2 separate regions of the Mus musculus genome follow, and region 2 is linked to region 1. Evidence: chromatin loops called from intact Hi-C (ENCODE). Cell type or tissue: gastrocnemius. All regions are shown on one strand. Each heading gives the region's core, and the rest is flanking DNA. Links, peaks and the distances in the headings are about the cores only.

What was found. Hi-C counts contacts between places; a loop is a spot of excess contacts. Peaks named below come from ENCODE experiments on the same cell type or tissue, not always from the same donor. Only the 100,000 strongest peaks of a DNase experiment are listed, where the experiment ranks them.
Region 2: a loop joins it to region 1, with 2.4 times the contacts of the local background. A loop is called at or near these places in 3 of 42 quality-filtered maps.

The regions. Positions count from the first base shown.
Region 1 is chr8:107,669,218-107,673,615 of GRCm38, forward strand. No RefSeq gene overlaps it. Among named protein-coding and RNA genes, the nearest start is that of Psmd7, 83 kb to the left of the region's middle. In gastrocnemius, for the core only: no CTCF peak of the experiment used is centred there; a DNase peak (open chromatin) is centred at 2,445.
Region 2 is chr8:107,612,936-107,617,333 of GRCm38, forward strand. No RefSeq gene overlaps it. Among named protein-coding and RNA genes, the nearest start is that of Psmd7, 27 kb to the left of the region's middle. In gastrocnemius, for the core only: no CTCF peak of the experiment used is centred there; no DNase peak of the experiment used is centred there.

The DNA.
Region 1 (4,398 bases), core at 189-4,188:
GGATAGTAGACCTTTACATGTTAAATTTAACTTTTTCTCCTGGTTTTTGCTTTTGTTTTTTTTTTTTTTAATTTTGCTTTTTTGGTGATTTAAAAAAATTTGTTAAATTGTTTTGCTTTATTGTCTTACAAAATGTATTATATTTTAATATGGAAATTATCATTAATTAATTTTTTTAAAAATGACTGAGCCTCCTCTGTGCTAGAGTGGGCTAAATAGAGCTACATGTTCCAGATAGGAAGAGGTTTGCATGTGGCATTGTTGCAAGCTGAAGCCATGGCTAAATAAGGCAAAAGTGTCTACTGAATAACTATGAGTTCAGTGTGCTGGCTACTAAAAAACTAAATATAATTGGCATGTGAATCATGAATCATATTTAGATACCCCTTAGAAAATTGTATGAGACACTCGTTAGTCAAGCACTAAATTTTGTTTCAGGAAAAAAAAGTTGTAGAGAATTAAGAGGAACTGGGTGATCAGTAGGTACGAGCTTCAGCGTGTGACAAAGGCTTTGACACAATGGGACACTTGACCTTCGCTGAAACCTGGGAAGGGTGTTCGTTGAGGTTCTGAAACCTGTATCATGTTTCTACACCAAACTACTCCTGAACTTAGTCATTAACAATGGAGCCAATTGCTGGGTCATGATGGTGCATGCCTTTAATCTCAGCACTCTGGAGGCAGAGGTGGGTGGATCTCTGTGAGTCTTTTAGCCTAGCCTGGTCTATAGAGGGAGTTCTAGGGCAACACAGAGAAACTCTGTCTCAAAACAAAACAAAAAACCTGAACCCCAAAAACTAAACAAAAACAACAACAACAAAACACAAAACAAAACCCCCAAACCAAAAAAAAAAAAAAAAAAAAAAAAAGAAATTTCAACAACAACAGCAACAGCAGCAACAACAAAATGTAGCCAATTAATTTAGCTTTTGATATAGGGGGCTGAGAGTTCTGGCTGGGCTCTGTAGGGCTGGTCCTTCTGGTCTGAGCTATGCTTGGCTAATCTTGTCAAAGGTTGCTTGTTGCTGGTAGATTGTAAGGCTTGGCTGGTTCATGGTTGCCATAACTAGGGTGATGGGAGCCTGTCTTCCCAGGGCCTCTCACTGTCTCATAGGCTCTCCAGGGCCTGTTGCCATGAATGGGCTCAGAGTTGTAAAAACTTGAGAATGGAAGTTGGAAAGGCGCTACGGCACAGGTTCTCAACCTATGGGTCACGACCCCCCTTTGGAAGGTTGATGTTTCACAAGGGTCACCTAAGATCACCCTGAATATCAGATAATTACATTACAATTAATAACAGAAGCAAAATTATAGTTATGACGTAGCAATGAGAGTAACTCTGGTTGGGGGTTCACATTTCATGAGGAGCTGTATTGAAGGGTCTCAGCATTACGAAGGTTGAGGACCACTGCTTGGATAGTGATATACTGACGACCCACTGTTTTGTGAAAGAAGTTAAGAATATGATGGCAATTATTGTATTACAGAGCTCTGGTTCAAATTTATATTCCTGAGTGATTGGCTTTTATGTTTGATCATATGCAAAAATCTCTTTCACAAATGCCAGGTAAGATCAAACAGGACAGTATACCTGTATACCAAGGACATTGTTTTGTCGTAGAATATATACTGGCTTTTGAAGGATTATTTTCTCATCTCGATTCAAACAGGGTGGTTAGGCCCGTGATGTTTGTGATTCTGGAGTGGCTAGAACGATGTATGATCTTGTCGCCCTCTGTCACCATTAAGCTTCTTGAACATCGTTAAAGGAGATGGGGGTCAAGATACTTAGGTTTGGCAGAGCCTGAATGATAATTCATACAAAGGGTTAACCCAAAAAAGGTCTTCAGGTATTAGCTGGCTTCTAGTCAGAGTTCTTAAACCAGTTTCATTTTCAAGTCAAGTGGCCACGTGCGCTTTGGACAGCTCTGTACCCATCTGGGTCCTATAGGAGGGCTTGGGATCCCATGAGATCTTGGTTTAGACTTTGGTTTGCTGTTTGGAGTTAAAAGGAAACTCTATCAAGTCCCTTCTCTAGCCTTGTCTGGGTTCTAGAGATAACGAGGGCTCCCCGGTGTACACAGATGTGACCCCGAGGCTCGGCAAACAGACCTTCTGGTTTATAACATCACTTACAAAGTTATGATTTTTTTGGCCAAATCTTTCCCTTAGAAGGACCCGTGATTAATGTCAGGGTGTAACCAAAATAGTTTTATATAAAGATGGGGCTTTTAAAAGACCCAAGCTCATTTTCTACTATGCTAGAGTCAGAGACACCTCAAGAAATCCCTGTGTTTCCGTCTCAAAAGCCTGATTCCCTCTGGTTCTTGGATACATCCCAAACGATGTTAATTAAAACAAATGCACTGTTCCACAGAGGCGCAGTGTGTCATGGTAGAGCTGTCCCTGGGCGCTGGAGCCAGAGTCTTGTTTGAATTAGGAGGATGTCTGTATGCTAAGGCGCCCCGTGGAGATGTCTAAAGCCGGGGCTTTCAGCCGTCCATACTGTCTCTATTGAGAGACATATTTATATCTTCCAGACTAGCAATTAATCACTCAGTGGGGTTTTGTACAGGGGAGGGAGTCATGAGCTCAGAAGAGAATCTTTCTGTGCTGCCAGGAACCACAAAACATGGGCACAATTAAAATGCTGATTTAATTTATTAGATAGAGGCATAGAACAGGAATGCTTAAATGACATTGACAGAGCCAGAATCCTAGCCCCACCTAGTCTTAAAAATAGAAAACAAATGCCTATCCCTTAAATGAAATTATATTAATAACATGTTTCTGTAAGCTGCTTGGAAGCGAAATAAAGCTATTGACATTAATTAAAATTTGAAGACGTATCATTTGTTGTTACTGTGCAAGCTTTTGTTAGGGGGAAATAGCTTTCAAAGCGATCTATTTATGAAAATTAAACGGGGAAAATTGCCTATTGAGCAAATGTTGGTTAATAAGGCTGCTTTTCTTAGAAACATGGGTTTTTAAGTAACAAAAATGTTTTTATTATTCTAATAATGGTTTCTACCTTTTGATCGCTTCAAAAAAAAATTGCCTTTGTTACTAGAATTTTGATATTCCCATACAGAATTCCATCGTCAGGGGGAGTATAAACTTTAAAAACCAGGAAGACATTCATCGTGTTTAGGATGTTGGGTAGCCTATTTGCAAAGAGAATTTTCTCTGAAATCAGTGCGGTTAGCTGTGTGGCCAAACACCTTCATGGCAGAAGTAGGATCCAGAGGGCTGGTTAGTGGCCTTAACTAGTACTTGCCTGGTTTCACACAAGCTGGAAAGTGCCCCACGCTAATGAGACAGTGGTAGTTTAGAGAGGGCAGCCATACAGCAGGTCTGTGAGAGGCCCTCTCACGTGGATAACGTTCTGAAAGGGGGAAGGGATCTTGTCACACCAGGTCTAGTTTGGCTCCCTTTTGTCTCTGTTATGGAGACACTGCAACTTGAGTTTTCCAAGTTGACCTCTTAACAAAACATCTTAGATAATGCTAAAATACCGTGTTCTTCAGCAGATGAATCCGGAAAGCTGGACTCATGGATGGATGCTGTTCCTTATCAAGCCGTCGCCATTTTGTAAGAGTTATGTGTGTCTCTGCGTGTATAGCAAATGTGGGTGAGGTTCCTGGGGAGACCAGAGAAGGCACCTAATCCTCTGGAGTTGGAGTTACAGACAGTCGTGAGCTACCTGATGTAGGTGCTGGGAATTGAACTCAGGTCCTCCCTCTAGAAGGGCAGTAGGGGCTCTTAACTGCTAAGCCATCTCTCCAGCTTCCCTGTCCCCCAGACCTCTGTAGTCTGGTTATGGTGTGGGAGCTTCACTTACCCCCACTGCTCTTGTGATGCTGAGAGAGGTGCAAAGATGGAATGGAAGAGCTGAAATGTCCCCATGCCGTTAAAAAACCCAAGCAGTTTCTGGGAAGGGACTATTTATTCTATGGACATTTTATATGGTATAAATTTGCTTTTGGTAAGTGACTCTATTTTGTGGAAAAATTCTATTGACTTGGGTAATAAATAATAATTAACCGCAACTGACATGTAAGGATTGTTTTTCTCTTTAGCCTTTACTCAATCTCCTCCTATTAATTTAGTGCCACTCCTGTGGCTTCTGCTCTTAAGTATCAAATGTTCTGCCCCCTCCCTTCTACTCATGGGCCCCTCATCTGCTCTTGCCTTAAAACACTGAGTTGCTTTGCTTGCTCGGTTGGATGGCTCGTATCACATCCTGTTCAACTTGGCTTCTGCGTCAGACATAGAGCAAGTGATTATCATATATCTAAGCATTGATGAAGGCTTTCATACCGACCGTTTAATTCAGCCATCTTCACCACAGCAAGGGTGTGTGGGTGGAATTTTTCCCCTCCTCACCCTGAGATCTGG
Region 2 (4,398 bases), core at 168-4,167, 56 kb before region 1:
CTTTCTCTCTTTAAACACACATACACACACACACATACATACACACACACACACACACACACACACACACACACACCAGAACTCTTGGGGCTTTTTAGTACAAGGGCTTCTCAAACAATCCTAACGCTTTGAAAAATGAAATGCTTTATTTTATGAAGCAGTTTTGGGGTCAACTTTCCCCCCCTAAAACGTATGCTTTTATGTCGGGCAGTTTAAAGAGCGACTGCTAACTGGAACCAACCGTCAATGAAGTTGCGTCAAGTTGTCTTTCCTATTAGTCACTTATGAAAGGGCACAAGGACATCTAACAGCGCCCCAAACAAGAATGGTGAAAACAGATGTCGACCCCCCGGCCCACCTCAATAGTTTGCCGTTATTATTATTTTTTTTGTTGTTGTTAAAAAGCTCAGTGATTATTAGTGGATTATGGAATAAACTTTGCTCTCCTGGCTTATCGTAACACCGTTAGTAGCATCCCGTAGTGGAAAATAGGCCTTTGACTAGAATTTCAGCGAACACAGAAAAGGAGTAGCCAGTCTATGCCTGGAAGCACCATAAGGTGGGAACTATGGCATCTGTGATAGTTTGGTGAGCTGGAGGGAACCTCTGAGGCTGTGTTTATTATGTTGTCTTGGTGAGCAGTGAATTGAAAAAACAAGGCTGGTCCTTGGGTAGCTGCGACTCATCCTTACAAAAGTTCCATGCTGACTTAAGGAAAGATCTTTGGGTGGGGCAATGGTGGTGGTGGTGGTGGGGCGGTTTGGGAAACCCTACCAACTTTATCTTTCCAATATATTTATCTAAGAGCCTGTGGGCTCCCAGGACACCGCATAGAATTGTTATTAATGTGTGCGGCTCTGAGGGCAGTATTTGCCGTGTAGAACAATCACCTCAGCCTCTGGAATGTCAGGAAAAGTGGTAGGGAAATGAGAGGCAGACTAATGAGCAACAGCCAAAGGCAATGCGCTGTGTGATGGACACAGTGTATTTATCGTGACTGGGGCAGGGGAATGGACAGAGGAGGCTGCTATTTAGGGTCAGGTCACACATGGAGTTGGGGAAATCATTCAAAAAGTTTTTTTTGTTGTTGTTGTTTGCACATGCACACACTTGGTTATGACCAGAAAAAGTGTGCTTAAGATGTTGCTTTTATCTGCGATGCTCCAGTCTTCTCCCAAGGATGCTGTGTGGTGGATTTGAAGGCAGGGATGTGCTCCTTTGAGGACTGTATTTGTGGCCATTGAGCCCATCATTGGAACCAGATATCGGCCGCAGTGCTGCTCATTAGCACTTGCAGGCTTTAATGATTAGTGGCTCTGCTTTGAAGTCCACTGTTATGGATGGAAGCTTTTCACACTTAGTACTTTTTGGTGTGTGTGCATGCATGTTCGTGGGCGTGGTGTGCATGTGTGTGTGTGTGTGTGTGTGTGGTGCATGCGTGCTTGTGTGGAGGCCAGCATTTGATGGTAGGTTGTGGGGAGCGGGTGTGGCGGCAGTCCCAAAGGCGCCAGGGACTGCAGCTAAGTCATATGCGCGCGCTCAACTGGCCAGGAAGAACGACGCTGCTACAGGATCCTTCTGCACACATTTATTCAGTCCTGTTTCTTCTTTCTCCATATATCTCCCTTGTTTATATCTCCCTTGTTTATATATCTCCCCTGTTTATATATCTCCCTTGTTTTTATATCTCCCTTGTTTTTATATCTCCCTTGTTTATATATCTCCCTTGTTTTTATATCTCCCCCGAACCCTGGGCCTCTCACTCTTTTATACTCTCTCTCAGTTCCCATCCACGCACAGCAGGCCACGCCACCTCACCAGGCACGCAGCTTCAGCTAATCAGGGCAGCAGGGGCAAATCTCCACCAAATTGGATTCACCTGTATCCTGGTACACCTGCGCAGCACTCAAGATGTTTGTGTCTTATATGAGGAAGTCAGGTGCAAGTCATATGACTTAGCTGCAGTCCCTGGCGCCTTTGGGACTGCCGCCACACCCGCTCCCCACAATTCCCCCTTTTTTCTTTTTTGGCAGAGAGAATGTCTGTAGATAGCCCCCCGCAGCCATGCCCCTTACCCGTCCTTGGGTGACAAACAGCATTGGTTTGATCCCTGTCTTAGGTTGGTGACATGCCCAGGGAGTCTTATCACTGACTACCTCTCTATCATGCCAAGCCACACCTGGGGAGATTGTGTTTTGCTTGTGGCAGGTGCATCAAAAGGCCAGGATGTTAATGAACCTATGGCCAGATCTTAATTGCTGCAAGCAAGCCTCATGGGTGAAGGTAGAGGTCTGATCCCCAGTGTGCAAGCATAGGGGCCCTACACAAAACCATCCCTTAGGCTCATCACCCAGAGAGGTCTTGGCCAGCTCCCGTGTCGTTTTTCCTGGGGGAAGGGAACTAGGACACTGAACCTTCATGCAATCAGACGTGCCTTCCACAGGATGCCAACAGCAAGCTATCCTCTGTGCAGTGCTTAGCCTCGCACCCCACGGCATAACGCAGCATAATTTCTTTTAGAGCGGCAAACCGAATCTGAGGAGATTGTCCCGCCTCCACTGCAGCAAAAGCCTATGCTACCATGGCGAAAGTGCGGGCCGCACACTCTGCACCTAACACATGTGCCAAACACAAAAAACACACTATAACAAGCATACATCCCAGGGCTCTCATCCCCGCTCATCTTCCCTGAAGCAAGGGATAGATAGCCAGAGGAGCTATCTCTTTAAGGGAAATTCAGGGATCAAAAAGGCATGGAAAAATGTGAACGTCATGTCGAGCTGGTATCGGCTTCTGGAATACCGAAAGGATCTCTCATCTCGGCTCCATCCTTTGTGCTTGTGGGATCATCCACCACATCCACAGGGGCAACTGGATCAGGAGCCTCATTCTTGCAGCGTCTCACCAATCTCTCCAGCACCCAAAGAGGTTCCGTCTGGTCCTGTGGAAACACACAAACAGACCCTCTCGCCCACATCAACACCTGATCCTGTCGATCCCCAGGGGGATGGACACAATACCTCGTGGTGATGAGACCATAACCTCAATCACCTTGTGTCCATCTGGGGAGTCAATACGCCAAATCTCTGGACAGAAGGTCCACCTATAGGTGGCTGCTGAGGAGGCATAGGGAAAGGACGCAGAAGCTAATTCGCCTTCCTCCTCCGCCTCAGCTCTTTTGTTTCGTCCTTTCTGTTCACCTGATTTTACTGTGTCTTCTTTTTCCTTTTTCTTTTTAAGCCCTTCTCCTTTTCCGACATACTTTCTTGTTGCTCTGTAAGGATTTTCTGACCTGTCTTGACTGCCTCTACACACAGTTTCAAACAGTAACAGAGTCCATATATCAGAACAAACAAGACCAAAACTATCAGACCTACCCACAAAGGGTCAATGGAAGAAAAAAGCATAACTACACAGCGAGGATCTATTGATCACTACACCGAGGTTATCATAGTTCCTTAACTTGTCCCCAAACCAGGAACCTTAACTTGTCCCAAAGCCAGGAACCTTATCTTGTCCCAAAGCCGGGAACCTTTCGTTACCTTGTGCCTACTTCCTGGCAACTTTATGCTTGCCTCTATTTTATCCGAGGTCCTTCCCAAACTCCTGGGTTACTTTGTGCCTACTTCCTGGCAACTTTATGCTCACCTCTATTTTATCCGAGGTCCTTCCCAAACTCCTGGGGTCCCAAGTTTCACTCACCATGAACTTACCCTGCCGGCAACCACTGACTGCTGAAAGTTCTGAACTCGGCGGGGGAGTTGGTTCCCCGTACGGGCCACCAATTGTCGCGCCCGCTCTCGACCAGCAAGAACGACACGGCCACCAGTCCTTCTAACAGCAGTTTATTCAGTCTTCATCTTTCTTCTTTCTCTTCATCAGTACCGTTCCCCAGCTGAAGAGTTCTGAATCCACGCCAGATCCTTCTCAACAGTCTGTTTTACGGGAACTTTTATTAACCACTCCTTCCCCGTGATGCAGTTCTGAATCCTCCCTGTAGCAGGGGGTCTTCGCTTGTGCCTGAAGATGTTTCTTGTCCCGGGTTTCGGCACCACTTGTTGCGCGCGCTCAACTGGCCAGGAAGAACGACGCTGCTACAGGATCCTTCTGCACACATTTATTCAGTCCTGTTTCTTCTTTCTCCATATATCTCCCTTGTTTATATCTCCCTTGTTTATATATCTCCCCTGTTTATATATCTCCCTTGTTTTTATATCTCCCTTGTTTTTATATCTCCCTTGTTTATATATCTCCCTTGTTTTTATATCTCCCCTGAACCCTGGGCCTCTCACTCTTTTATACTCTCTCTCAGTTCCCATCCACGCACAGCAGGCCACGCCACCTCACCAGGCACGCAGCTTCAGCTAATCAGGGCAGCAGGGGCAAATCTCCACCAAA